Linked DNA regions of Homo sapiens: regions 1, 3, 4 and 5 are each linked to region 2. A link is a loop called in an ENCODE intact Hi-C map of the cell type or tissue named here. Cell type or tissue: B cell. All regions are shown on one strand. Links, peaks and the distances in the headings refer to the core of each region. The heading gives the core; the rest is flanking DNA.

Region 1 (6,057 bases), core at 770-5,769, 63 kb before region 2:
GGAGGCCGGGCGCGGTGGCTGACATCTGTAATCCCAGCACTTTGGGAGGCCGAGGCGGGTGGATCACCTGAGGTCAGGAATTAAAACCAGCCTGGCCAACGTGGTGAAACCCCATCTCTACTAAAAATACAAAAATTAGCCAGACATGGTGGTGGATGCCTGTAATCCCACTTACTAGGGAGGCTGAGGCAGGAGAATCGTTTGAACCCAGGAGGCAGAGGTTGTAGTGAGCCAAGACCCTGCGCCGCTGCACTCCAGCTGAGCGACAAGAGCAAAACTCCATCTCAAAAAAAATCTCAGAAGAGAACAAGCCTATTTGAGTTTTCTATCTTTTAAAGAAGTGTATATTAACCTGATAGGTTGCTTAAGGTAATCCACGAGATAGTACTTCAAACGAAAGTATAAAATCTGAACCATACAGGGATTTCCCCAAATTTGATAGTGAAGTAAGGGAAGCTTTGGACTTCCTCAGAAGCATGATGCTTTTCTTTGTTCCTTTTTGTTTCTGTGTCTGCCTTATTGGAGAAAGTTTGGTTTGTCGTTTGCTTTGCTTGCTCTGATTCTGTAGTGCACAGCTGGTGTTTTCTCAAGTTGTCGTGGCTCTGGATATCTAGTGCCTCTCATTTCTTTTATGGAAGACAGATTTGAACAGAAATTCATATGAGGTTTGGAAAAAGATTTAATTTCAGACTTTGCAGTCTGATTTGGATGCCATATGATCAGTTCCCCCATCCCACCTCCATTCTGCTTTTCTACTATTAATGGTTTATAATGAGTTCGTTGTATTATAAGAATATTAGAGCAGCCTTCAGAGTCACTTTTCTTTGGTGTTAGGACTTTTGTTTCAACGTAGCCATAATGCCATTATCCTAATAAAATTATCAGTAATTTCTTAATATCATCTAATACCCATTGATTTCCTAGATTGTCTGAAAAATAGCCTTTTATAGTTAGTTTAAAGCAGAATCTCAACAAGGGTCACGTACTGAATTTAGTGTTATATTTCTTAAGCTTTTTAAGAAGACCCCCATCTTACTTTTTTTCTTTCGAAGATTTCTTTAAAGAAACCAGGCCATCATCTTGCATAATGTCCCACATTTTAGACTCAGCTGTTTGCTCCCTTGAGGTGTTAACTTATTCCTCTATCCCTTCTATTTCTTAAGGATCACTTTTTCTTTTTTTGAAAATAGCTATTTTTCTGACTATAAAAATAATTTATGATAGCTGGGAGCAGTGGCACGTGCATATAGTTCCAGCTGCCCGGGAGGCTACGGTGGGAGGATTGCTTGAGCCCAGGAGTTCGAGACCACTCTGGGCAACATAGTGAGACCTGTGTCTCTGTTTTTAAAAACAACAATAATAATTATTTATGCTTGTGGAAAATTTGGAAATGCTTGTAACGTCAGTAAAAAAACAGGATATTAAGCTGTTCTCTACAGTATGATAAAATTTTAAGTATAAAATATTGGTTTAAAATGCATAATGTATGCACATATCTACCTAGTAAGAAAACATTTTCTGTTTTTTTCTTTATATTTTTATGTGATTTTAGAATAGAACCAATACTTTTTTAAGAGAAAAAAGACCAGGCACAGTGGCTCATGCCTATAATCCCAGTATTTTGGGAGCACGAGGTGGGAGGATTGCTTGAACCCAGGAGTTCAAGACCAGCCTGGGTGAGATAGCAAGACCCTGTCACTACGAAAAAAATTAAAAAATTAACCGGGCATGGCGATGCACACCTGTAGTCCCAGCTACTTGGGAGGCTGAGGTGGGAGGATTGCTTAAGCCTAGGAGGTCAAGGCTACAGTGAGCCATGGTTGTGCCACTATGCTCCAGCCTGGGTGACAGAGCGAGACCCTGTCTCAAGAGAAAAAAAAAGTCCCCCAAACCATAGAAAATTATTAAGAAGCAGGAAAGAAATTACTCTTGATTTCATCATATCTAGCTGTGGTTGTGATTTTGTATATTTTATGGAGGACATTTCAAAATTTTTTGCCTTATTAAAAAAAGATTACTCGTTAGCCTTTAAGGTACAGAAGAGAAAAGGACTGTTTACTTGTGGACAATAAGTGGATTTATTTTCTTCTAATTAAAAAACCCCACCTTAGGCCAGGCACAGTGGCTCACGCCTGTAATCCCAGCACTTTGAGAGGCCGAGGCGGGTGGATCACCTGAGGTCAGAAGTTCAAGACCAGCATGACCAACACTGTGAAACCCCATCTCCACTAAAAATACAACAGTTAGCCTGGTGTGTTGATGCATGCCTGTAATCCCAGCTACTAAGGAGGCTGAGGCAGGAGAATCATTCGAACCTGGGAGGTAGAGGTTGCAGTGAGCCGAGATTGTGCCACTGCACTTCAGCTTGGGTGACAGAGAGAGACTCCGTCTCAGAAAACAAAAAACAAAAAACCTCCCCCTTAAAATATACTACCTAGAAAGGTATATATTCTAAATTATTATCTAAAATCCCATAATGTCTTAGAGCAAAAGTTGAAACAAAATCTTGTTATTGTAGTTCAAGAATTTTTATCCTTAAAGAATTTCTACAGTGAAAGTGATAGCCTAGGAATGCTAAATTAGGCATAGCTAAAGTGGATCTTGACGATAATCCTGATCTTGTAAACTGGCTTACTGTTAACATGGTGGACACCAGGGGGCGCTGTCTATCTACCATTTGCCCGCATTTGCGTTGCTCATTATCACTCCTGTAAACGCAGTAGGAGATGCCTTCACTGTGGGTTGCAGGCTTATCTCTCATTTCTCATGTACCTAACCACGGGAACTTTCCAGCAGGTTCTTGGGTTTTAGTGTTCATTACATTCCTTTAATTCTTTCACATGCTTTAAGTACATTTTTGTTCCAATTTGGGGATCCGGAGTGGATGAGTATTGCAAAATGGAGAGAAAACAATCACTGAACTTCCTTTAAGAGCATTTTTATGTTTGCCTTGAAACAAACTCCGTCATTTGTGGCTTGATGAAAACCAGTAATGAATTTGAGAATCCAACAATTTTGTTTTCCTTTGATCCATGGCTATTTGAACAGACTGATTGGTGTATAGATAAGAGACACCAATTAAACAGAACATTGGAATTAAAACCCCAGAAATGAATTTATGTTATGCTTTTGGTTAAACTCAGGAACTTTTCGTCTTAGTGGCAGGACTCATTAAAGGAGACGGCTTATTTTTCCTTCATCTAACGTAGAATTTATTAAGTTCTATTAGCCATTAACTTGACATTTATATGTGTCCTAACCAAATCTAGTATTGTGCTTGTTGTTAGAGTTTAGATCTCTTGGGAGAGCTAAGGAGTATATTCTTCTCTCCTTTTGATGCCTTTATGGCATTGGAGAAAGTGTGAATACAAGAGTAGAAACATTCTATGGAGTGTCCTAGGGCATACTCCTAAATTTGAGATCAAGATAACACTAAAACTAAATATGTTGTTTTGTTCTAATATAATGAAAGATGGGTATTTTTCTGTGTCTTGCAGTTCAGAATTTAGGCCACCCGTATTGGCTTACCTTGGCTCCAATGTATATTTGGTTTATAATTTTCTTCATCCAGCCTCACAAAGAGGAGAGATTTCTTTTCCCTGTGTATCCACTTATATGTCTCTGTGGCGCTGTGGCTCTCTCTGCACTTCAGGTGAGTTTCAGGGAGAAGTGTATCTGCCTCATTCTTTTTTACTTATTAAATAATTGCTCACAAACTTAAGTGCAAATTACAGAATGCTTCCACCTAAGATATTTTATCCATAACATTAAACCTGATATAGATCATATTATTAAACCTTCTTATATTGATTGCTTAGCTGTTTACCATACTTGTATTTGCTGATTACATGTTTGCAGTGTTAATTTGTGTGTTACTTTGCCTCTGTTACCAACAGGAATCCAATTGCAGAATTCCATTCTGTGGCAGAAGTAATGGAATGTCTGCTCTTTGAACTGCTAGATCATAACAAAACTTGCTCAAGAGTTTGGGATCACAGCAGGCAGTTCACAGTATGGGGCACTTTGTAATCCTGGTTGAAAACCTGCCCAGGTCAATTCTCTGGCAGAGCTCATCTTAACTCTGTTTGAATATCTCTGTACTTACGGCTTCAGTAGCCTCAGAACCCTGTATTGCCCTCTGCTACCATTTGCAGTTGGCAGAAAAAAAATAATTAGGATGATAGGTTTTTTTCTTAACAGGTTTTTTGAGATATAATTCACAAACCATACAGTTTACCTATTTAAAGGGTATGATTCAGTGGTTTTTAGTCTATTCACAGATGTGTGCAGTTGTCACCACAGTCAGTTTTAGATCAAAAACCCTGTACCCTTTAGCTATTGTTCCCCCATTCCCTTTCTCATCTCTCACCAGCCCTAAGTAACCATTAATCTACTTTCTGTTCTTATAGATTTGCCTATTCTGAACATTTCCTATACATGGAAACATATGATATGTGGTCTTTTGTGACTGGCTTTTCTTAACATAATGTTTTCAAGGTTCATCAATATTAGGTGATAGTTTTAAAAAATAATTTTAATTATAAAAGTAATTGAACTTTATTGCAGATAATTTAGGAAGTAGTAAAAGAAAAATTAGTCACATTAACCTAACAAAAACTCCTCCCAGCATTTTTGTATATCATATACCAAGGTTTGTTATAGTTGTAATAATAAGTATACATGTAACTTTATATCCCCCCCCCCCTTTTTTTTTTTTTGAGACGGAATCTTGCTCTGTCGCCCAGGCTGGATGGAGTGCAGTGGCGCAATCTCGGCTCACTGCAAGCTCTGCCTCTCGGGTTCACACCATTCTCCTGCCTCAGTCCCCCGGGTAGCTGGGACTACAGGCGCCCGCCACCACGCCCGGCTAATTTTTGTATTTTTAGTAGAGACGGGGTTTTCACTGTGTTAGCCAGGATGGTCTCGATCTCATGACCTTGTGATCCTCCCGTCTCGGCCTCCCAAAGTGCTGGGATTACAGGCGTGAGCCACCGCACCCAGCCACTTTATATCCCTTTTAATTTAATATTGTAACATTCTCTGTGCTTATCATTTTAGTAGCTGTAGAATGTTCTGAGTTGGATATAATATATAGCATTATTATGTAATATGTAATATATTGACTTGACTTTATATAATGTAATTATTGGATATAATTCATGGTAGAATTTAGGTTGCTCATTTATTCAGTATTATGCTAGGATAAATATCTTCATTTAGATATTTAGATTGATTCCTCAGGATAGATTCCAAAAAATATGAAAAAGGTTCAAACAGATTTATGCCATTTGTTATATATTGGAAAATTGCTTTCTGTAAGTAGTTTCTGTCTAGAAGGGAAGGAAGGAAGGGAAGAAGTCTGAGTAGAAGGTACTCAAAGACAGCAGAATTCATGCATGTGTGTTTATATTATATTCATCTAGTTTGTAAAGTCATTCAGCATATAATTAAGAGCATGTTCCTAGTGTTCTATAAGGGGAATTCTTTTTTCTTATTTGGTCATGAGACCTTTTTTTGATACTAATAGCTTTGATAAAAACTTTGATAGTAAAGATTAGTACTCATTATATCAAAAACAAATTGGAATACTTTATATATCAAAACTACCAAAAAAGCATTGCTTAAATATTTAAAAAAAATAACTTATTAGGACTATAAATGCTAGCAAAATATTCAAATAATTTTCCTATGAAGCTAGTGAGATTTTATTGTTGGCAAGCCCTCTGCCTGGCCAAGACTACAGGTAGTCTTAGAGGAGTTGGCTTTTATCTTAGAGTTTGGAGTAGGTACCTCACTGTTGGCAAATGCTCAGATCCCTAATAGAACCTCTTTTTTGGCTTCGCTCTTGATGTTACTGTGATGTCTTGTAATTATGTATATTCTACAAATTATATTTTCTTTTATCAGCACAGTTTTCTGTACTTCCAGAAATGTTACCACTTTGTGTTTCAACGATATCGCCTGGAGCACTATACTGTGACATCGAATTGGCTGGCATTAGGAACTGTCTTCCTGTTTGGGCTCTTGTCATTTTCTCGCTCTGTGGCACTGTTCAGA
Region 2 (6,057 bases), core at 685-5,684:
TAATTCCAGGAAGGAGAAGTCCACAACTTTAATTTATTTTCCCTTGTCTAGAATGTCATCTTTCTCCCTATTTGTTACTGTTACTTTTAGGGCTGAGTCTCCTTTTTCTAAGAAGGCTTTCTAGACTTCAGACTCTTTGATTACATTCTTTTCTGAGCCTTCTTGATTACCCAGTGTCCTTAATAATGGCATAGAACCGTAACATATAAACCATGCGACCCTGTCTCGCAAGGCCATTGTTGGCATATGAGGGGCAAAGACCACATCACACTGCTATGTATTCCCGGTGCTCAGCGTGGTTCCCTGAACATTTTGGTACTGTATATTTTTATTGACAATGAAGAAAGAAAAGCAAAAAGAGACCTGGGACTAATGTACAAACTGTTGCTCTCAACTTGGCATGGATTAGACCATAGAAAATATGGCAAGTTGGCCGGACATGGTGGCTCATGCTTGTAATTCCAACACTTTGGGAGGCTGAGGCGGGCAGATCACTTGAGGTCAAGAGTTCGAGACCAGCCTGGCCTACACGGTGAAACCCCCATCTCTACAAAAATACAAAAATTAGCTGGGCATGATGGTGGGTGCCTGTAATCCCAGCTACTTGGGAGGCTGAGACATGAGAATCGCTTGAACCCAGGAGGTGGAGGTTGCAGTGAGCCAAGATCACGCCACTGCACTCTAACCTGGGTGACGGAGCAAGACTCTGTCTCAAAAAAAACAAAAAACAAAACAAAAAAAAAAACGGCAAATTATAAATCCTGCCTGTAGTACTCAAAAAGGGCAATTTGGAAGATATGAATGTTTATATTTCGCCAATTCTCCTGAAATACAAGTGCTTCTTTACAAAAGCATTTTAGAAGGGTAGCTTCTAAAAAGAGAGAAAGGGTACCTTTATTGAATATTCCTATTGTGACTTGCTTTTAGAGGGTCGGACCTAGCCCAGGAGGCCTTCTGAACAAGTTTGGGTCAGAAAGCCTCTCCTCCAGGTGTGAGGAGGTGATCGGGCCCTACCAGCTACATGTCCTGCTAGGAAAAGGAAGTCTGGCTGCAAGATGACCGTAGCCATACATCAGATTGAATAATATTAAGTAGCAAGGGATATTTTAAAACTGAAAGCTGTTTTGGCTCTCTTCAGCTGTGGATTCAGCATAGACCTGACATTTAAACAAATGATAACCAACACGTGAGAAATATAATGTAGGAAATTTAGATTAGGGATGTGAGATTATGGAATTGTAGTGACAAGGAAAGACTGGGAATTTCCAGTTGTAGGTTGGTAGAATAAATAGTCTGTTAAAATTAACAATTGGGTTTAAATAACATTTTACCTGAGTATGAGCTTTTTTTTCCCTTTTTTTCAGTGAATTCTCATAAAATACTTTAGGTGGTAGGGCTTTTTGTTTGTTTTTGGTTTTGCCTCTGGTTTCTGGGCTTGTTCTGTCATTACATGCCTAGAGATGAAAGTATGTAAGTTGGCTGGATGAGGGGGCTCACACCTGTAATCCCAACACTTTGGGAGGCTGAGGTGGGAGGATCGTTTGAGTCCAGGAGTTTGAAATCAGCCTGGGCAATAAAGCTTGACCCCACCCCGCCTCTATATGTAAAAATATACATATATAATTAAAAGAAAGAAAAGTATATAAATGAGGCAACTTCTTGGTGGTCCCAACAGCCAAAAGATTGGGTGATTTGTGACAAACTTCCTCTGACAAGGGTTTTTTGCAGACCTTCAGCCATGGATTTCAGGCATACTCGCCTTACAAGAGCTCTCTTGACCTTCACTCTCGCACAAACTGTATTTGACAAGTGGTGCCCTTGGCCTTTGACTGATCATCTTAACTCGGGAATTGCAAGTTGCCAAATGAGAAGGGCGTGCGTTTTTGGTTGATTGGTTAGCTGCTTCAACAGCCTGGTACCCACTGCTGAAGAAGCTGTGACCTGTAAAGCAGCAGTTCTCCAATGGAGCTACACGAGACAGAATCTGGGGATCATTAAAAAATTTGCCACTATTGGCCGGCCGCGGTGGCTCACACCTGTAATCCCAACACTTTGGGAGGCTGTGGTGGGCGGATCACCTGAGGTCGGGAGTTCGAGACCAGCCTGACCAACATGGAGAAACCCTGTCTCTACTAAAAATACAAAATTAGTCGGGCGTGGTGGCGCATGCCTGTAATCCCAGCTACTCAGTAGGCTGAGGCAGGAGAATCGCTTGAATCTGGGAGGCGGAGGTTGCGGCGAACCAAGGTAGCATCCTTGCACTCCAGCCTGGGCAACAAGAGCGAAACTCTGTCTCAAAAAAAAAAAAAAAGAAAAGAAAAGAAAATTGCCACTATCTGGTTGACCACCCAGGAATTCTGAGTTTGTGGTCGAGGGTGGGCCCAGGCATCCATTATGTTTTTTTTTAAACTCTCCAGGTGATCTAGCTAACAGGTAGCTAGAGTTGAACACCACTGCTCTGGATAAAGACTGAGAGACTAACAATCACACCAAAAAATCAAAGGTAATTAAACAGGCAACATATTTGGTGTCCTTTTCTAATTGTGACTCCTGGTTACCCAGGCCTTCATCTAGGCCTCTTCCCCACCACAGACCTATTTCTCTGTCTACTCCAGCCCATCAAACCTTACCTGCCCTCTCTCCCATTCCCTCTGGGCCCTGCTTTCTGGGAAACAATTAACTAATATGATACTGAAGTACGCTAATGGATGTTAATAATTAACTGTAGTTCTCTTCCCATTGATCCTCTCATCTCAGTACACTGAATGACAACTCATCTGGAAAAAAAGAATGAATGACTATAATTTTGGCAATTGCAGACCTATTCAGTGTCATTTGATTGAATGATTGATCAGGTGGTAGAAGAGGCTTGAGCAGGCCGACTTGCCCTTCAGGAATACTGCCTGGCCTTCAGATTCAACCTTATTGCTTGACACTACTTGGCCTGCTCAGGTAAGGACCTATGGCTGCCTTGAGTAGAACAATGGGTGTAAAAAAAAAAGAAGGTGTGAATATTAAGCCCTTCTACTCAACGCACTGGGGAAGCCTGCTTTGTTTGGCTTTAAAATATAAGTAGCTCTGTTTATTTGACAGAAGCACAGTAAAGACCCTATTTTACCTTTGTTAGTCTGCTTCTGGTCTTTGCAGAGAGAGCTTCTCTTGAGCTGCTGCCACTGCCCTCAGACACGAGAGCAAAGGTTAATCTCATTTGGGGAGAAATGACGTGAAATGTGTTCACTCAACCAACAACAAGATACCATGTACCATTCAGGAGTTGGTCTCACCTCTTTCTTGTCTCCCTGTTACTGTGTCTCTAAGCCTCCCTGGTATTTCCTATAATGTGCTCCCATTTTTTCCTTGCCAGTGAAATATTTGTGGAGGTATGTAGAAAAGAAGGCTGTTTTTTCAGTGCTACATGTATGAAAGAATGTTATGGATTCTTTAAAACTCACCCCTTTCCTTGCATTTTTTTTTTATATTTGTGTTCTCATAGTCTGTGATTACTGGGAATATTCTAGAAAACAGCACCAAAGTGTAAATTTATTGCCAAAGTTTTCTTGTTTTGTTTTTGTTTTACTCCCAAGTATCACTGTCTCTGACAGCTTAAGGCAACCTTGTCTGCCATGCTGTCATAAGTCTTCCCTAATGTCCAGCAGAGGGCATCCTATTCTCACTAAAATCTCAGCCCTCCTTTCCCTCCAGCAATTTAGTTCATGTCAGTTTTTGATGTAATTCCAGTGTAAGTTGAAATATCTTCATTGCATTTCTTTAGAATCTGTATTTCTGCATTGCACTCTTGTATTGCTATAATTGCAAAAATTTCCTGGAGAAAATTATGTCCGTAACTAACCAAGGGGTGAATTGTCCATCACAGCAGTGACTCCCTACTGGTCGAGGATTCTTAAGTCAATTCTCAGCTAATTTCAGTTCTGTTTGGCATGACTATGATGGTGTTCATAGGTAACATAAAATGTGTTTAGTTGGGAGGAGGAAGCAGCTACTCTTAGTGGCAATTACCAGCCATCTGCCCATTTTCAGGGTTCCAAATATGAGCAAACCACATCACATACAAAGTCCTAACTTTACCTCTGGTAATTTATTGATAGTGCCAAAAGCAACTCAAAAGATTTTTCAAAGTCCAAGGTTCTGTCCTTCAGATGCTAATTCATTATCCATGGCACAGTAACTCAAGGGAAAGTAGAAGCATTTAGCAGGGCCTGAGCCCAGTAAAGTGAAAGGCCTTAGAATACCTTTACTCCCCATGCCTAGGCCATGGGTTGAAAAGCACACATTTACAGAAGGAAGTAGAATTTGCATTTTGAAAGTGTAGGGTAACCACCTAGACCAGATTTGGGCCTTGAGGAACGAACAAGGTCAGCTCTGCCAGATATAGAAGGGGATTCTATTCTTCATGATTGTTAACTCCTGATACCCTCCTTTGAGCTCAATCTTAGAAATATGTGGGACTGTACTGGTTTTAGGTTTAGGAGGGTATTTTGTTTGTTGGTTTGGTTTTTGTTTTGTTTTGTTTTTGTTTTTTGAGATAGAGTCTCGCTCTGTTGCCCAGGTTGGAGTGCGGTAGCATGATCTGGTCTCACTGCAAGCTCCACCTCCTGGGTTCAAGCGATTCTCCTGCCTCAGCCTCCTGAGTAGCTGGGATTACAGGTACGCCACCACGCCTGGCTAACTTTTGTATTTTTAGTGGAGATGGTGTTTCACCATGTTGGCCAGGCTGGTCTCAAACTCCTGACCTCTGGTGATCTGCCCGCCTCAGCCTCCCAAAGTGCTGGGATTATAGGCGTGAACCACTATGTCCAGCCTTGGTTTTTGTTTTTTTAATACACCCTCTAGATTGTCAGATTTGCTCTGTGGAGGAATCATGAATAATAGCTAACATATTAAACTTTACTATATGTCAAGATTTTTATTTTTATTTATTTTTTGTTATTTATTTATTTATTTTGCAGTGAGCCTCAAACTTCTGGGCCAAGTGATCCTCCCACCTAGGCTCCTGGATGGCTGGGAAATGCAGGTGTCTGCACCACGCCCCACTTACGTCAGGAATGCTTTAAGTTGCTTTTTTCTCACATAGTCGTCACAACAACCTTATGAAGTCAATAACTATTATTAACCTCCTTTTATAGATGGGGAAACTGATGCTTGGAGATATTATTAAGTGTCTTGCCCAAGATCACCTAGGTAGAAAATGGTAGACCTGCAATTCAAACCCAAGCAGTCTGACGCCTGAGCCGCTCTTTTAACCGTGACTTATAGTCCCTATTTCATAACCTCTTTGAAGTCTACAGTCTTTTTTGGATGATATGTTGGGGGAACCTAGACGGAGTCAGTAGGCAGAGATGAGAACAGGATGTAGTCAAAGTTGTTTCACTTTATGAAAAATAAGTTATTTATTTATTTAGAGATGGGGTCTCACTATGTTGCCCAGGCTGGCCTCAAACTCCCGGGCTTAAGTGATCCTCCCGCCTCAGCCTCCTGAGTAGCTGGGACTACAGGCACTTGTTTCAGTTTTTTATCACCTTCTTAGTCCACTTCCAGTAACCACAGCCTGGAGAGTGTCCTAGTAGAACAGTATGCAGCTGGTACATGAAGTGTTTGTAGGGGCTTTTCTAGAACACTGGGGGCCTCCAGCTAATTTTAACCACATAGCTAAATCAGAGAGGGAGTTGATTTCCTGAAATCCTAGAAGTTAGTGGAAATTCCAGTTTCTGATTACAGTCCCAGCTGGATTTCTGCCGAAATGTGACTTTCGTGTCCAGGGGATCTTGGCACTGGTCCCTTCTTACTCCTGTGACTTTTCTCCTACCAGTTCTGCTGAGTAGATCAGAAAAGGAAGTGGGGAAGAATACCATCTTCAGGGGAGACCAAGGGCAAAAGCTTTCAGGGGAACAGGAATATTTTAAGTTGGCCCTGCTGTTGCTAAATCAAACCTCTGTCTAGTTGGATCCTGGGGGCAGTGTGCCTAGCTGCTGAAATCTACTATTTATGTTGGCCAGGTCTAGTACAAGACATGATGATAAGTGGCCGGGCGTGGTGGCT
Region 3 (6,057 bases), core at 636-5,635, 190 kb after region 2:
CTTGGTGCCTGGATCTCTCCACCGTAGTGCTTGTCTCTTCCTCTCTCCTTGAGCTCACTGGATGTTGACACAGACTGTTTTTTTCCATTTTGAATGCTCAAACAGAATAGCTGATACCATCAGAGAAATATATACTCACAGGCCAAAGTAATGAGACATCTCAGGAGTACAGTTACTTCAAAATAAAGCAACAACTTGGATTATAGATGCCACCAGAAGCAAATATGTTAGATCAGATGGTTAACAAAATTAACAAATATAAAACAAGCATAATAAACAATGTTTATTGATCTAGTTTTTTTTTACTAATAACAGGATTTACTTTGAAAATCATATTTGGAAATAGTGCTATAGGATATAAAAATAGTGTGGGATTTGTTCAGAAATAAATATATGAAACTTTAAATTCAGAAACCAGACCCATGTATATATGTTTTTTTTTCTTTTTCTTTTTTTTTTTTTTTTTTTTTTGAGATGGAGTCTCACTCTATTACCCAGGCTGGAGTGCTGCTGCACAATCTCGGCTTACTGCAACCTCCGCCTCCCAGGTTCAAGTGATTCTTCTGCCTCAGCTTCCTGAGTAGCTAGGACTACAGGTGTGTGCCACCATGCCCAGCTAATTTTTGTATTTTTAGTAGAGATGGAGTTTTGCCATGTTGGCCAGGCTGGTCTCAAACTCCTGAGCTCAGGTGATCTACCAGCCTTGGCCTCCCAAAGTGCTGGGATTATAGACATGAGCCACTGCGCCTGACCATATATGGAATTTTGATATATGATAGAAGTGGTATGGCAGATCAATGGGGAAAGGAGGGACTATTCAATAAATGGACTTGTAAAAAATGGTTATCTAGGCCAGGTGCAGTGCCTCACACCTGCAATCCCAGCCCTTTGGGAGGATGAGATGGGTGGATCACTTGAGCCCAGGAATTCCAGACTAGCCTGGGCAACATAGTGAAACCCCATCTCTACAAAAAAATTAGCTGGGGATGGTGGCATGTGCCTGTGGTCCCAGCTACTTGGAAGGCTAAGGTGGGAGGATTGCTTGAGCCTGGGAGGTCAAGGCTGCAGTGAGCTGCGATTGCACCACTGCTCTCCAGCCTGAGCAACAAAGCAAGATCCAGTCTCAAAAAAAAAATCTATATGGAAAAAATGACATTGATCCCTACCTCATACCATATATAAAAATAAACACATAAATTAAATACTTAAATGTTAAAAGTAAAATTTTATAAATTTTATTAGCAAATATATGTCTTTCTGACTTTGAGCTAGGGAAGTATTAAGGACACAAAAAAGCCTCCAACCATAAAAGAAAATATTAATGAATCTGATTATATTAAAATTAATAACTTCTGAAAATCAAATATGAGATCCATAAATGTGAGATTCAAGGAAGGGAAGGTGGAGAAATGAATTGAGGGGAAGCTCATAGGTGGTTGTATGATTGTTAATATTCTAATTCTTATATTGGGTGGTTGGCTTACAAGTATTCATATTTTTATTCATAATAAGCAAATATATAAATAAGTACATAAGTATATATAAATAAAAACAAAAGAGTGGCCAGGCACGGTGGCTCATGCCTGTAATCCCAGCACTTTGGGAGGCCGAGGCGGGTGGATCACGAGGTCAGGAGATCGAGACCATCCTGGCTAACATGGTGAAACCCCGTCTCTACTAAAAATACAAAAAAATTAGCCGGGCATGCTTATAAGCTTATAATGCTTATAAGCTAACAACAATTATAAGTTGGAGGCGGAGCTTGCAGTGAGCCAAGATTGCGCCACTGCACTCCAGCCTGGGCGACAGAGTGAGACTACATCTCAAAACAAACAAACAAACAAACAAAAAGGGTGCTAAGCTTGTACCAGTGAAAAACAGTGTTTCATGAATCAAAGATAATCTGTGCACTTGAGCAGAAAAACATCAACTATCCCAACCATATTTTGTTTTTACTATTAGTTATCATTAATCTACACAACAATCCTATTTTTGATTACTACTATAATCCCCTTTTTACAGATGGATCAAAGCTTAGTGAGTTAATGTAACTTGCTCAAGTCCATGAAGCTAGTATATGACAGAATCAAGAATTTGAAGTCTCATCTGTTTGACTCTAGGTCCTGGGTCTCAACAATTAGGTTTAGGCCCCCAGGCACTTAAGACCATTTTACTCACAAAGGTACCCACTAAGAGCAATTATTGCTGAGGATAACAATCTCTAGATATGTGAAGGTAAAAGTTGACCTAACATTTGAATGTTTTGCCACACAAAGTGTGCCTTAGCAACTTGAGGAATTTACATGTGTGTCATAATGGAAAAAACTGTGTTAAAATGAAGTCACACATATACCATTGAGTAATAAGAATCTGAATGCAAGAGAGCTCAAGTAAGAAATGTCATGCACTGTTGGATCAAGAGTGATTCACTCCTGGAGTCTGCACAATGTTCCTCTTCCATATGCCCACACAGGAATGTAAAGATATAAAGAGAACGTTCACAAACTTTTCTAGCAGTTGTAAATTTGCTACACACCTAATGAATTCTGCTTTGTGACCTCACTAAAGCACCTTTGTTTCTTAGTTCTTTAAAGAACATCAAATGTAAGTCCCATGCCCCCTCTACTGGTCAGCCTCATTTTGTCATAAATGTTTTTCTAAATAGGCATCCATCCATCCATCCATCCCTGTGAACAAAGATACTTATTTCTAGTGTCCTGAGTCTTTCTGGAGAGGAGAGTTGGCAGTGGGAAAGAGAGAGGAGTATATATATATTTTTTTTGTGTGAAGAAGATAAAATGTCACCAAAAATCTGGCTTGTGGGCAGGTGCCATATAACTGAACTTATACCATAACTTTGGAGGAATAAGATTGGAGGTGTGGAGATCAGTTTTAGAGGCAGCATCTGTAGCCTTTGCTTTATACCCAAAAGTAAAAATTAAAAATAATCTGTTAATTTTCTTCAATTCATCATCCAATTAAACTTATTAGGTACTCTCACAGAGGTCTGTCTTATTGTGTATCTCTCTATCCACTTCCCCTAAAAGTAGTGCTCTCCTCTCCTTCCTGTGTTTACATGTCAGATCTATTCATCAGAGTAAAATGAGGACTTTTGAGGGCAGAAATCACATTTAATTTTCTGTCAGGTTCAGCCCCCAACTCCCAAATAGTGCATACCACATGGTAAATAACAATTATGCTACTTAGCTACCCCTCTCAAATTGCCACGTAAGAACAGAAAACATCCCCATTCAGTAGCCCAAGGAAATCCAAATCAAAAGGATAAAAGAAGATGCTGACCATGCACCAGAAGACTAAATACAGTAATTTTATTGTTGTGCCCATAATCACTATTTGACCAGAAACATTTCAGGATATGTTGATTCTCAGATGTTGGAGTTCAATGATCAGGTTCAGAAAACATCTATTAAAATGACTTCCCTTTTCCTCCACCTCTGAACCTCCAGATCCCTAAACACTGAAGAGGGCTAAACAATATGGTTCTTTTATTCTTTTCAACTCACATACTACTTGACCACAAAATCCTTATAGTAATATAGTAGCAACTTTGAGCATCAGGAAGTGAGACACGAGGCAGCCAGCTTCTATGGGCAAGGAGCCAGGAGCCCTGAGTTCTGCTCTTGGATCCACCATGTTGTAGCTAGCTAACCAGCGGAGAGTCACTTCATTTTAGTTTGTGTCTCAGTTTCTGATATGGTCATGCTTTGTGTTCCCCCCCAAATCTTATCTTTGGAAATTATAATCTCCATCATCCCCATGTGTCAAGGGAGAGACCAAGTGGAGATAATTGGATGATGGGGGCGGTATCCCCCATGCTGTTCTTGTGATAGTGAGTGAGTTCTCAGGAGATCTGATGGGTTTTTTGTTGTTGTTGTTGTTGTTGTTGTTTTGTTTTGTTTTGTTTTATGAGATAGAGTCTCGCTCTGTCACCCTGGGCTGAAGCACAGTGGTGCAATCTCAGCTCACTGCAACCTCCACCTCCCAGGTTCAAGTGATTCTCCTGCCTCAGCCTCCCGAGTAGCTGGGACTACATTTCACCATGTTGGCCATGCTGGTCTCGAACTCCTGACCTCAGGTGATCTGCCCACCTCAGCCTCCCAAAGTGCAGGGATTAGAGGTGTGAGCCACCGCACCTGACTGAGATCTGATGGTTTTATAAAGGGCACTTCCCCCTTCGCTTGCTGTAAATTAGTCTCGGGCAGTTCTAATAGCAGTATGAAATGGACTAATACAGTTTCCTTATTTGTAAAGTAGTAATAATCATATCTGCTTTATATACTAACTTCACTGGGTAGGCAGGTAATATCTTGTAAACTCTGTATGCTCTCTGGAGCGGTAAGGGGTGGGGCTGGGGTGTCAAACCACTTTCCCTTTTCCATGATGCATTCATATTCTGAAGACTTCAGACTGTCCTCAGACTGGGACAAGTGAAAACTGCCCGGGTTTAGAAGGCCCTGCATATCACAAACCACCCACAACACCCCCACCCACACACACATTATTAAAGAGCACATGACCCCTCTCTCAGTTTGGCATTCAGCACTGACACAGCATGGCCATAAGCCTAAATGTCCACTCTTACCACTAACACTGGTTAGGCCCCAGGAAACCATTCTCCATATCTCTTGCCTTATGTCCTCAAAACAGCAGGTGGCTGCATCTGAATGCCATAAAGACTTGCATGTTGGGCCTGGTGCGGTGGCTCATGCCTGCAATCCCAGCACTTTGGGAGGCTGAGGCAGTCAGATCACCTGAGGTCAGGAGTTCAAGACGAGCCTGGCCAACATGGTGAAACCCTGTCTCTACTAAAAATGGAAAAATTAGCTGGGCATGGCAGCATGTGCCTGTAATCCTAGCCACTCGGGAGGCTGAGGCAGGAGAATTGCTTGAACCCAGGAGGCGGAGGCTGCAGTGAGCCGAGATTGTGCCACTGCACTCCAGCCTTTTAAATAAATAAATATTAATAAACATTTATTATTAATAAATAATAATAAATAAATAAAAATAAAAGCTTGCAGTCTGTGGTATCCCCATTTTAAAATTACAAATTTTAATGTATATTTTGCCTTTTAATTTTAATAGATGGTTTTGAATATTTTAGAAAAGATAACTTTTTAACAATATATGAAAAACAATTTCATATTAAAATTTTTTGTATTTATATTATACTTTTGATAAAAATATAAAAATTTATACAGCTTGAATAGATGTATATTTTAATTTTAATCTTTTTTATCACTACTGTTGATAAAACACAAATTATTTGAAAATCTTGATTATTACAACTTAACTGGGCCAGGCATGGTGGCTCACATCTGTAATCCCAGCACTTTGGGAGGCTGAGTTGGGAGGATTGCTTGAGGCCAGGAATTCAAGACCAGCCTGGGTAACATAGCAAGACCCGATTTCTACAAAAAAATTTAAAAATAGCTGGGTGTAGTGGCACAAACCTGTGGTCCTAGCTACTCAGGAGGCTGAGGTGAGAGGATTGCTCGAGCCCAGGAGTTCAAGGCTACAGTGAGCTGTGATTGCACCACTGCACTCCAGCATGGGTGACAAAGTAAGACACTATCTCTTAAAAAAAAAAACCGAAACAACTAGTGATTTTGCTAAAATGAGAACAAAAAAAAAAATAGATGCTTCATAAGTAGATAGAATGCAGATTTCTTTTAAAAAGGCAAACTACTTTTAAGAGTATGAATTCTACCTCAGAGCAATAGAAATCTATTATATAAGTGATTTCTCAATCTGGGTTTCTTAAATGGGGTTATAAGAGGTATATCATGATTTGGGAGGGGAAGGGATTTCTCAAAGCCCTTGTTAAACATACTGCATGTTCTGGAATATCAATTGCCCTTTTAAACTTCTGTTTCTTTAAGAAAAACAGAGTAGGTTGTGGGACTTGAACGAATATTTAAGATAAACACAGGACTTTGGAAAAATTTTGCATTTCCCAATAATTTTGCTTTGGGTCACTTTCCCAGGGCTTTGAGTACACACCGGGGTGTGTGTGTGTGTGTGTGTGCGTGTGTGTGT
Region 4 (6,057 bases), core at 599-5,598, 210 kb after region 2:
AGCAATTCTCCTGCCTCAGCCTCCTGAGTAGCTGGGATTACAGGTGCACACCACCACACCCAGCTAATTTTTGTATTTTTAGTACAGACGAGGTTTCACCATGTTGGCCAGGCTCGTCTTGAACTACTGACCTCATGATCTGCCTGCCTCGGCCTCCCAAAGTGCTAGGATTACAAGCATAAGCCACCACGCCTGGCCAAAATTGGGTCATTTTACTGTCATCTTTAACCGATAAGGCCTTTTATCTTTTATAAAACCACTATGTCATTATCACTCCTAATGAAAACAAAAATAAATCTTTAATTTTCTCTAATACTCAGTTTATGTTCAGATTTTTTCCAATTATCGCAAGATGTCTTTTTCTGATTAGCTTGTTCAAATCGGGATCCAAATAAGACCATCATATCCAAAATTCCTTTTAGTTAAAATTCCAATCCATCCTGAGAGTGGGGGTCTGCCCTAGAGGCAATTTGTGGCATCAACTTGGGTGTGGGACTTTTGGGGCAACCCTGGCAGGCAATACAATTGTCCGTGAGTATCTGCAGGATATTGGTTCCAGGGCCAGTGGATACCAAAATCCACAGATGCTCACGTCCTTGTTATAAAATGGTGTAATATTTGCATACAACCACATCTTGCTGTATATTTTATTTTATTTATTTATTTTTCGAGATAAGGTGTTGCTCTGTCACCCAGTCTGGAGTGCGGTGGTGCAATCGTAGCTCTCTGCAGTCTCGACCTCCCGGGCTCAACTGATCCTCCCACCTCAGCCTCTCTAGTAGCTGGGACCACAGGTGTGCACCACAACTCCTGGCTATTTTTTTTTTTTCTTGTAGAGATGGTGTCTCTCTGTGTTGCCCAGGCTGGTCTGGAACTCCTGGGCCCAAGCAATCCTCCTGCTTTGGCCTCCCAAAGTGCTAGGATTACAGGCTGAGCCACTACATGCAGTATACTTTAAATCGTCTCTAGATTACTTAAAATACCTAATACGATGTAAATGCTGCATAAACAATTGTTATACTGTATTGCTTAGGGAATAATGACAAGAAAAAAAAAGCCTGTACTGTACATATGCTCAGTACAAATGTAACCATCTAGGCCGAACTCCAGTAACAACATAACATTTTCTGGGTTTTTTTTCCAAATATTTCCTCTCTTTTTTAAAAATTTTTTTCTTTTTCTTAGCATTCATTTTGCTTTGTATTTTCTGAATATTTTCCATCCATGGTTGGTTGAATCCTTGGATGCAGAACCTGAGAATGAGAAGGGCAACTGTATTCCCTCCTGTTTTCTCTATCATACGTGCAATAGAACCAGCTCCAAATCCCCCTAACTGTGGACAGCACCCAGCCTACCCAGCAAGGTTGAGTCTCTTTTTGAGCCTGAGGAAGGGAAGATTTGGGATGAATTGTCTGCCAAATGTGGTAACTTTCAGAGCTGCCTATTCCAGCTAATTTATTCGACACTCTTATTCATTGCCTTGGAGGCTGGGGGTGTGGTGATGAAATAGTGAGGAGGTGTGTGGCATGCGGTAGGGGGTTAGGGGCAGTTCCTCAGCCTTAATCCTACCTAGCCAATCTCAGTCTTTAGTAAAACTAGCTGTTAGGGATTCCAGATCCCACCAAAGAAAAAGAAACAAACTACCACCAACCTGCTCTGCCCACTTTCTATTCCAAGCTTCTATACGTTCAAAAGAAAGTGGCTGAAATGTATGCACTGAGATGAGATGAAGGGGTTTTAAAGGTTATGACATCCAACCTGTTTTCCACCAGCAGGTGGAATAAGAGCCCTCTGGCAATAAGAGCCGGCACCTATATCACTTCCGTGTAGCACATTGATCAGCGAAAACTCGCACCTGGGGGCTTGGAATCCTTCCTTCTCCCAAGGGCTCACATGGTCTCTCCGTGAGCCCCTGGAGGGGTGAAGGTCTTACAGTGTTTGTTGTAAGCAGGCATCCTCCTGCGTGTCATGGAAATCCCCCTCCCTGTGACTCTCATGTCTGCCCTGGTTTTGCCCTCTGTCACTCCACAGAATGCCATGATTTTGTGGGGGAGGGCAGGATATATAAACCCATGATAGCTGGAAAGTGAGCTATAATTTACAGTAAAAACAGTATTGTTGTCTCAGTACAATTAGATTAAAAGAGTACAGGACTAATACTAGCTAGTATTTAATGAGGGCTTATCTGTTCTATTAGTTTGCTTGGGCTGCCATAACAAAGTACCACAAACTGGGTGGCTTAAACAACAGAAATGGTTTCTCATCATTCTAGAGGGTACGAGTCCAAGATCAAGATGTCAGCAGGGTTGGTTCCTTCTGAGGACGGTAAGAGAAATCTGTTTCGCACCTCTTGCCTAGTTTCTGGTGGTTTGCCAACAATCTTTGGCATTCTTTGGCTTGTAGAAGCATCACCATGATCTTTGCCTTCGTCTTCACATGGCGCTCTCCCTGTATGCATTTCTGTGTCCAAATTGCCTTTTTTTTTTGAGGACACCAGTCATTGGAACAGGGTTCCATGCTAATGACTTCATCTTAACTAAGTATATCCGAAATGACCCTATTTCCAAAAAAGGTCACATTTTTGAGGGATTTGGGGTTAGGAGTTCAATACTTTTTCTGAGGGGGGTGGTGGTGATGGATGAAATTCAACCCACAAAATGCATCAAGCACCTTATGCATATTTTGTGATTTTTATTATAGCAGCATTTCCAGGTAGGTAATGTTATCTTCATTTTAGAGATGAGGAAACCGAGGTTAAATAATGTAGTTTGTTCAAGATTGCACAGCCAGTAAGTAGCAGTAATAGGACTTAGAAACTCAACAACCTGATTCCAGAACCCAGGATTTTCACCTGCATTGTATTTTCTTATTTCTCCATATATCTTTACCTCCCTTTCTCTTTGCAGTTGCTTGCCAGAAATTGGTCATTATAATTAGGTAAAATTTCTATGCCAGCCTAATACTGCCACCTGGTGGTGAAAACAAAGCAGCCTCGAACTTCCTGGCAAAGTTGCATCAGGCAAAAATGCTGACAGGCCTTTTCCCTAATACACCAATGCTGTCAAGCAATGGTGAATTCTGCTTGATCCTACATATATATATTTTATTTATTTTTTTCAATTTTTTTTTAAGATGGAGTCTCGCTGTGTCCCCCAGGCTGGAGTGTAGTGGCACGATCTTGGCTCACTGCAACCTCCGGCTCCCTGGTTCAAGCAATTCTCCTGCCTCAGCCTCCCAAGTAGCTGAGACTACAGGCATGAGCCACTATGCCCGGCTGATTTTTGTATTTTTGGTAGAGATGGGGTTTCACCATGTTGGACAGGCTGGTCTCGAACTCCTAACCTCAGGTGATCTGCCCACCTTGGAATCCCAAAGTGCTGGAATTACAGGCGTGAGCCAGCAATTCTCATAAGGAGCACACAACCTAGATCCCTCGCATGCGCAGTTCACAATAGGGTTCGCACTCCTATGAGAATCTAATGTTGCCACTGATCTCACAGGAGGCGGAGCTCAGGCAGTATTGCTTGCTCACTGCCTGCTATGCAGCCCGGTTCCTAACAGGCCAGGGATGGGTCCCAGTCATTGGCCTGGTGGCTGGGGACCCTTGTCATACATGGTATTATTTTGTGTGTGTGTGTGTGTGTGTGTGTGTGTGTGTGTGTGTGTGTGTGTGTGTGTGTGTGTTTTGAGACGGAGTCATGCTCTGTCACCAGGCTGGAGTACAGTGGTGTGATCTCGGCTCACTGCAACCTCTGCCTCCCAGGTTCAAGCGATTCTCCTGCCTCAGCCTCCCCAGTAGCTGGGACTACAGGTGCGTGCCACCATGCCCAGCTAATTTTTGTATCTTTAGTAGAGATGGAGTTTCACCACGTTGGCCAGGATGGTCTCGATCTCCTGACCTCGTGATCTGTCTGCCTTGGCCTCCCAAAGTGCTGGGATTACAGCCACTGCCTCCAGCCTATACATGGTATTATTCTGTTTTAAAAACCAGTTTCTCCTGGTGCCCCGGCTCTAAAGACTCATTCTAGTCACTATTTCTTTCTGCTGTTCAAATTCAAGATTCAAGAATAACTTAAGATTCTTTAGCCATTAGTTACCATTTACTGTTCTTTGGAAGAAAGAAGGAAGGGGCTGTACAGAATAATTGGCTTTGTTGCTTCTCCATCTCTGGGCTTGCAGTTTCCTAGACCTTATTTGACACTTCTGTCTTCAGTTTGCTATCCACCATTAGGTGTGTCTTACTACAAGCTCAGAAGTAATGTGGGCATAACATGCTTAACAAATTAGAAAAAGAATCATATTGAATAATTTTAGAACTGGAAGTCACCTTAGATCACACAACCTATTTGCGTTCTCACAGGGGAGGGATGGGAAACTGTGGAGGAAAGGAATCTCCGGATTCACTTCTGTGGGGTGGCTCACATGGCTCCCTGTAGCCTGCAAGGAAATGACAAAGGTGGGGTTTGGGGTCCTGGGCCTGAGCCTGGGGCTTGGGTACTGATTGACAGCTTTACTAATGATTTATTTTTATCTTGGATCAGAGGCTTTTAGATGCTCTCAACTCCAACATCATGGCAAACCCCTGTGTGCTGAGCTTAGATGGAAGGTGTGCTGCAAGTAATATGTTACCAACCATTCCAGTACCTGTGTTTGCAGATGCTGTTCCTTAAAGAATTTCAAACTAAGAAAAGTTGCAAATACAGGAGGTGGAGGCTGCAGTGAGCCAAGATCGCATGACCCTGCACTCCAGCCTAGGGAACAGAGCGAGACTCCGTCTCAAAAAACAAACAAACAAACAAACAAACAGGAATGCTTGTCGAGTAAAGAGACCAAAGTGGTTGTCTGATACATACATTTTATCTGTCATGTGTGTCACAGTGGAAAAAAAGGTTGGGAAATACGGTTTTAAATGGTTGTCTTCGTCCATTTCCTATTGCTTGTAACAGAATACCTAAAACTGGGTAATTTATAAAGAAACAAAATGTATTTCTTATAGTTCTGGAGGCCGAGAAGTCCAAGGTTGAGGGGCTGCATGTGGGAGCGTCTTTTTGCTGGTGGAGACTCTCTATAGAGTCCTGAGGCAGCGCAGGGCGTAACACGGTGAGGGGCCTGAGGGTGCTAGCTCAGGTCTCTGTTCCTCTTCTTATAAAGCCACAAGTCCTACTCCTGTGAAAACCCATTAATCCATGAGGGCAAAGCCCTCATGACCCAATCATCTCTTAAAGACCCCACCTGTCAATACTGCCACATTGGGGAATAAGTTTCTACATGAGGTTTTTTTTGTCTTTTTTTCTTGGTTGGTTTGTTTTTGAAACAGGATGTCACTTGTCACTCCGGCTGGAGTGCAGTGGCATGATCAGAGCTCACTGCAACCTTGACCTCTGGGCTCAAGTAATCCTTTCACCTCAGCTCCTGCATAGCTGGGACTATAGGCATGCACTACCACACCCAGCTAATTTTCTTATTTTTTGTAGAGACGGGGTCTCGTTATGTTGCCCAGCCTGGTCTTGAACTCCCGGGCTCAAGCAATCCTCCTGCCTCAGCCTCCCAAAGTGCTGGGATTACAGGCATGAGCCAACATGCCTGGCCAACCTGAGTTTTGAAGGGGGCAAACATTCAAATCATAGCAATTATGAAACAAACTTACTAAATTTCCATATGATACTAGCTTAATGAATAAGCTCAAGCTCAACGGGAACATAGCAAACCCTTAACATTTAGCAAATATTTGTTACATAAGTGAAGTGCAATTATTAGAGATAGAAATGGAGTTGGGTAAACTCAGGCTAGTAAACCTGAGGAGGAAAAAGAAAGTGAATAATTAAAATGCAGGGTAAGACTGGCTGTGTACAAACACAGAAGAGATCTCTAGGTCCCAGAAGAGACAACACATTAATGAAAAAAGGGAAGGGAAGATGCTGAGGGTCTGTTCTGATTACAACCTTACTCCCTTTATAGATTAACAGTGGGTCCTCAGTTCAAGCATGAGTGACATAAAGTAAGTTGTTAGCACAATTCACCAGCATCTGTTTACTTGTTACTATGCTTCCTTCTTGG
Region 5 (6,057 bases), core at 385-5,384, 490 kb after region 2:
TACTTCAAAGATAACAGAAGATTCAGAACGTAATGGGTTACAACAGTTCCAAAAAGACCACATTGTAAGGTTATCTTACTAGAATACGGTCTCTGACACATTTAATTAACATTCTGTTTTATTTCAGTGGGGTTACAGTGGAGAGGATTACAAATAAATGCCCTCGTCCACTAACAAAGAGCAGCATTGAGGCTTATTCTGAAAATCCAGTCCTGAATGGGCTGACACACCTAAAACAATCTTTGGAATACACCTCAAGTTAAAGAAAAACCCAGAAGTCATTTGGCCCTCCCCTCAATAAGCTCTGCGGCATTCATATGACCCCCAGGCAATACTCCCATCTTCTTTCACCCAAGGGGAAGGGTCATGGAGGGAACCGGTGTCTGCTTCCTCATCTGGGGAGAGTGGCCCCACCTTGGGCGGTAGGTCATTTGACACCGTCATGAAAGGGGTGAAGGGGTAAGGAGGCGGGGTAGGGTACCCCGGAGTGTGGTGCAGATCTTCCAGAGCATGCAGCGAGTATGACTGAGCCCCAGCCAGGGATGACCCCCAGCTTGAGCCCCTGTGCTGGGCGATGCTCCCGGACTCAAGCTGGGAGAGGCAACTCGTGCTGGGTGGCAAGGTCAGCAGGGCATCGGCAGACACAGGGTCAGGCTGGCTGAGACCGTCAGGCAACGTCTGCTCCCATGAGTCCCTCTGAGGAGAATGGAAAGGCCACGGAGGTTATTCACTAGGTGACACTCTGATGATACATTGTGTGCTGCCAGACTGTGGCTTCAGGGCAGCCTTCGTCCCCTCTCTCTGCTGCCTGAAGCCTGGCTCTCAGGCTGCTCTTCTCTCCGGCTTTTGACACCAGCAGTGAAAGTTTTCCTCCCTTCCTACTCTAGAATTAGATTTGCTATAGATATTGAGATTCCTTTTCCCAGAAGACAACATTAAATGAGTGAAATGTGAGACTAATAAAATGCACATGTATGCAACATTTTACTGTGTGCAATGCACTCTGTCTTGGATTCTTTTTGAGTCTCCCATTAGTCTGGGTCCTAGAATGCCATTTACACAGTGGGGAAGGTCAGCGCTTGGCCCACTCCTCGGAGTAGGCCTTCAACTCCATGGTGAATTTTTGAGGGGACTGAGAAGCCCACTCTGTCCTCATTAAAGCAGGAGGAAAGAGGTAGGAATCCCGTAAGTTTGGAGCTAGAAAGATTTGGATTCATTCGTGGCTCCTCCTGACTCTGAGCCCGACATTGCTCATCTGTAAAATGGGACTTTCATAAATATATCCTGAGTTGTTGCAAGTATTGAATGAACACATCACATTTCCTGGCATAGAGTATACTTAATAATGTGAATTCTCATCCTCTCCCTTTTGTCTAAACTCCTGTCTTTAGAGCTTCATTACTTTGTGGTAGAAACCTTTACTATTCTCTATGAGCATTAGCAATCTTCAGATCTTTATGAACTCACCTGTTTGGAAGGATTGAGAGAGAACAAGGATTTTTAGGCTAAAAATGTGGGGAAGGGGAGGCAGGGGACTTGGAAAGAAAGAGGAGCCCTATGTACCCTCCTTGGGAGATTATGATCCATCTCATTACTGCCTAGCATGTCTGAGATGCAGCTTCAGTGTTCCTTCCTTAGGGGCTGCAGGAATGATGACGACTGGCACTAACAGGGTGGGGGAACATCAGGCAATATCAGTAGAGCATTAACAAAATGGATATAAATCCTGCTGCACATTCCTCCCGGTTCCAAGCCCTGCGTAGACGCTCCTGGCTGTCATGGCTAACAGGGATCCTTGAACAAGGCTCCCTCGGAGGGTGTCCTGGCATCTCTAGGCAGCTGCAAAGCAGCCTCTGGAGTCTACAGGGTGAGCCAGACCTGGCTTCAACCCGGATGCCAAGCACAGCGGCTGGCCAGAGGGCGAGCCTCGCCCCTCTTTTACTCCCTCACACGAGGTCTCTGCATACTCACAAATAGGAAGTGAGCTGGGTCTCCGGGGAAGGGCGGTGGCAGGAGCGGCGGTAGGGGCGAGGCGCTGAACAGAGAGCCCGCGTTGGGCGTCAGCGCCGGAGGCCGGTAGTCTCCGTAGGGCTCCTGGGGGAAGTAGGGCTCCAGGAGAGCCGCATGGCTCTGCCCTGCGGAGGACTCACAGGGAAACGGCTTCCCCACGCTGGAGGTGTAGACGTCATTTGAAAACTGTTTACTGTTGTGGAAGTCTGAGTCAGATAAGAAAGATCTTCTGACACCGTAGTAACCTGACGTGACCGGCGAACCTGTTGCCAAATGAAAAACACATGGGCAGAAAATTCCTCCCAGGGCGGTCAAGGCCTCGGTTGCAGCTGAGTCTCTGCCTGGGAAACGATGTTACTAACGCGTGCCTGACTCCAACGCTAACATGGAAATAGAGAAATGTCTTGAAAAGCGTGAAATATTCCTGCATTAGCCCAAATAACTAACGTTTGAAAACATTGTCGCCTTTAGGGGTGAGTTCATTTTAGACAGTACCGTGTCTGTTCATTCATTCACATTTACTGAGTACCTTCCCGGTGACCGGCGCTGTGCTAGGAAGACATAAATGAAATAATCTCTTGGCATTCATATTTTAACCAAGGAAGCATCTTTTTCACAACATCGGAGCTACCTCTCCATATACATAGAACTGTTAACAAGAGGTGCTCCTGGCCTGTTATCTGAGATCGCTATGTCTGGATAAGGTAACACATATAACCCCACCTCAAAGAGGCAGGCTGTACTCTGCCTTCTAATTCTTCACACATTGACCTTACACTGGGTCGCACGCCTGGCAGACATCAATAAATGACTTTCTTTAGGATTAGATGGCCACACAGAAGCCAATTTTAGAGGCCTGTAGTTTTAGGGTTTTGATGAGTTTTATGTTATTTGCTGCCCTCTTGTGGCCTCATGGACTCCTTCACTCAACTCACCAGGGCCCAGCACGTTTAGGAAGACAGTGCCGGCTACATAAAGTTTCCCTTGGTGGTGCAGGCTCGGTGGCTCACACCTGTAATCCCAGCACTTTGGGAGGCCCAGGCTGGCGGATCACGAGGTCAAGAGATTGAGACCATCCTGGCCAACATGGTGAAAACCCATCTCTACTAAAAACAATACAAAAATCAGCTGGGCCACCATGCCTGTAATCACAGCTGCTGTAGTCCCAGTTACTCAGGAGGCTGAGGCAGGAGAATTACTTGAACCCGGGAGGTGGAGGTTGCAGTGAGCTGAGATCTCGCCCAGAGCAAGAGTCCGTCTCAAAAAAAAAAAAAAAAAAAGTAAAAAGTTTTCCTTGGTGGAGAGAGGGAGGGACAGAAACTGATAAGAGCTTCATTTAAGGTAAGCCCAGCAGTGAAATGGTTTCCAAGGAAAAAGGTGTGTTTGCTCAACACTTTCTGACCCCGTAGCTCAGTTGTAGCAGAAAACACTGATCATTCAGAACATGTTTGAGGGCATAGACTTGAGGTCTATAAAACTGATGGTTTAATTGTTCCAGCTGGCCTTGGGTGTGATCTAATGCTAACACCAACACCCTTAGGTCATAGGTCACAAAAAGGCTGAACTGGGGAGAAGATATAAGTGCCTGTCTTCCTTACCTTACCCCAACCACAGCAGCAGACCACTTCTGAGCTTCTGATTCTATAGACACAGAATTCCAGCCCGTTCCACAGGATGTGGCACTTTATATTATGCTCATTCCTCTTTCACCTGAGTCACAATGATCTTTCCAGTCAACCTGCGAGCCCAAGGGGGCAGATCTCATGCCTTATACATTTTCTTTAAACCTAGTAGTATAACATTGTGTTCAAGAATGGCATGTGAATTTATTCATCCAGAAGAAGAAATCAAAATTCCCCATCAAAACCTGTGGCACGACTCCACTCACTTCACTTTCATCTTACATTCTATAACTTCTAACCTGCTCATGCATTTGAAAGCTGAAGTTAGGGTTTTCATTATAAGCATACTTCCTTGGGAAAAAATCTGTGCAGCTGAACCTTAATATAAATAAATAAGGTTCTGTTTCATACAATGAAATTATATTTATGAGAGCGGTTAAGGTTGAGAATATGAAAACAAGGTTTCCAGGCTCTCATCTATACTCCCAATTTCCAAATCAAAACAACCACGAAGAAAAAAGCCTCTGCTCTCTTAGCATGGATTTTCTCTGTACAAAGAGAAAGGATAATTTCTAGATAAAGAGAAGCTATGGAAATTTTTCTTTTTTTTTTCTGTAGAAGGCAGGAGATGCCACCAAATTTCAATGGCACTATATATGATTGGGAAACAACATACAGACATTTAAATATTCGGGATCCTCGATTGCTCTTATTCCTTTCCCTTATCCAGCTCTGAAGGTGATAAAACTATTAGGGAATGTGCCGCGTCTGAGTTGAACTAAATGAGATTGTCTTTGCCTGTGTGGTGTGTGTTTATACAAGAATGTCCAACAGTATTATTAGGAATTCCCCTTTTACATCCCCACAGGAGTATTTAATGAGACATAGGCATTGAAATGAATTCAAAATACTGAACCAAATGCCTGACTCCCTCTGCTCGCAGACGGCTTTCCCCTTTCTGTTTGAAAGCAGATGCCTCATCTATCAGATCATGGTGTCAGAACTTTAGACAATTTAAAACTGTATCAAGGGCATAATTTATATTGCCTTTGCCCCAAAAGCTTGGGATAAAAGGGCTGCTTTCAAGACAAAATGAATTTTAAATTCAGAAATTACTGCATGAGTTCTGTCCTTCGCTGATTTTGTATTTTAGACAAAACTATTTTAAAGGAGCAGAGTTTTGGAAGTGTTGTAAGGTCGTTATGAAAGAATGGAAGCCCAGATGCTTGATTTAAATTCAAAAGGGAATAATTGCTTATTGAATTAAAGTACTCACCTGGCATCTGCACAAATGGAGACTGAGAGGAACTGACGCTGCCCTGGAAGGTAAACAGAATTCAAGTGTTTTCTTTAGTTGTAAGTTTGAATTTAATAAAAATTAGGAATACACCTTATAAGCTTGGTTTTATGATATTCAGAAGTATTATCTGGGGAGTTGGGTTGACCCTCAGGTCAACTGAGAATAAGAATTCAAGTACCATAGAACAAAGTTTTACAAGGGACAAAGAGCAACCACACTTTTACATTTTGATAAACATGCCAGAAAGCACTGGCTGGATGAAATGTAGTAATTTATCCTTCATCTTCTACTGTTCCAGTTAACATTCCCTCATCCAATATATATTAAGTGACTATATATACGCATATCCAGTAGCCTCCCCTTACCCACGAGGGATATGTTCCAAGACTCCCCAGTGGGTTCCTAAAACTGAGGATAGCACCACACCTGATTGCCATCATGTCCTCCACCCACAAACTCAATGCCTTTTCCATCTTAGCTAAGAATTTATCATGCATTGTGGCCACAGTTTTGCAGTTCGAGGTGCAACAGCAAAACTCGCATGAATTTCTTTCGCCTTCTTCACAATTTCACAGACAAAAGATTTGTTCTTACCATACCAATGTCTGACCTCAGCATACATTTTTTTTCTTTCCTTATTAAGTTGAGAACGTTTACTTTTTCATTTAAAGGAAGCACATTCCGGCTTCTCTTTGGCATATCTAAATTGCCAGTGTCACTACTCTTGTGCTTTCGGGCCATTGTGAAATACAATAAGGGTGACTTGAACACAAGCACTGCCATACAGAGACAGGTGATCCAATCACTGAGTCGGCTACTGAGACACTAACGGGCAGGTGGTGTAGACAGTGTGGATTGGCTGGACAAAGGTAAGATTCAAGTCCTGGGCAGCACAGAGTGGGACTGAATGAAATTTCATCACACCACTGAGAAAGGCATGCCATTTAAGATCTAGAAATTGTTTATTTCTGGAATTTCGCATTTAGTATGTTCAGACTGCAGTTAACCATGAGTAGCTGAAACCTCAGAAAGGGAAACCATGGCTAAGGGGCGCCTACTGTATGTGTGTATGTGCATACATGCACTTAGTGTTTGGCTTCAGCACTGAAGGGCCACTTCAATGTT

Evidence for each region. Peaks named below come from ENCODE experiments on the same cell type or tissue, not always from the same donor. Only the 100,000 strongest peaks of a DNase experiment are listed, where the experiment ranks them.
Region 1: it touches region 2 in a loop (8-fold over the local background); 87 of 110 quality-filtered maps call a loop at or near these places.
Region 3: it touches region 2 in a loop (19-fold over the local background); 42 of 110 quality-filtered maps call a loop at or near these places.
Region 4: it touches region 2 in a loop (19-fold over the local background); 39 of 110 quality-filtered maps call a loop at or near these places.
Region 5: a loop joins it to region 2, with 14 times the contacts of the local background. A loop is called at or near these places in 3 of 110 quality-filtered maps.

What each region holds. Positions count from the first base shown.
Region 1 is chr11:111,838,250-111,844,306 of GRCh38, reverse strand. ALG9 (ALG9 alpha-1,2-mannosyltransferase) reads left to right here. Exons shown (of 15, transcript NM_024740.2): 10 at 3,498-3,652; 11 at 5,908-6,057. Among named protein-coding and RNA genes, the nearest start is that of ALG9, 30 kb to the left of the region's middle. RefSeq lists an enhancer at 4,804-5,305. In B cell, for the core only: CTCF peaks have their summits at 2,448 and 2,650 (motif pointing right); a DNase peak (open chromatin) is centred at 2,686.
Region 2 is chr11:111,775,071-111,781,127 of GRCh38, reverse strand. It overlaps a transcript of ALG9 not described here. Among named protein-coding and RNA genes, the nearest start is that of PPP2R1B, 12 kb to the right of the region's middle. RefSeq lists a silencer at 3,583-3,742. In B cell, for the core only: CTCF peaks have their summits at 3,472 and 3,672 (motif pointing right); DNase peaks (open chromatin) are centred at 3,667 and 4,317; H3K4me3 peaks cover 801 bases; H3K27ac peaks cover 1,200 bases.
Region 3 is chr11:111,583,061-111,589,117 of GRCh38, reverse strand. No RefSeq gene overlaps it. Among named protein-coding and RNA genes, the nearest start is that of SIK2, 16 kb to the left of the region's middle. In B cell, for the core only: CTCF peaks have their summits at 2,439 and 2,643 (motif pointing left); a DNase peak (open chromatin) is centred at 2,607.
Region 4 is chr11:111,562,245-111,568,301 of GRCh38, reverse strand. No RefSeq gene overlaps it. Among named protein-coding and RNA genes, the nearest start is that of LAYN, 25 kb to the right of the region's middle. RefSeq lists an enhancer at 2,837-3,340 and a silencer at 6,004-6,057. In B cell, for the core only: CTCF peaks have their summits at 2,803 and 3,008 (motif pointing left); a DNase peak (open chromatin) is centred at 2,961.
Region 5 is chr11:111,280,292-111,286,348 of GRCh38, reverse strand. POU2AF2 (POU class 2 homeobox associating factor 2) reads right to left here. Exons shown (of 5, transcript NM_198498.3): 3 at 4,909-4,951; 4 at 1,972-2,273; 5 at 1-696. The coding sequence ends at 295. Among named protein-coding and RNA genes, the nearest start is that of POU2AF3, 15 kb to the left of the region's middle. In B cell, for the core only: CTCF peaks have their summits at 2,694 and 2,901 (motif pointing left); DNase peaks (open chromatin) are centred at 2,058 and 2,898.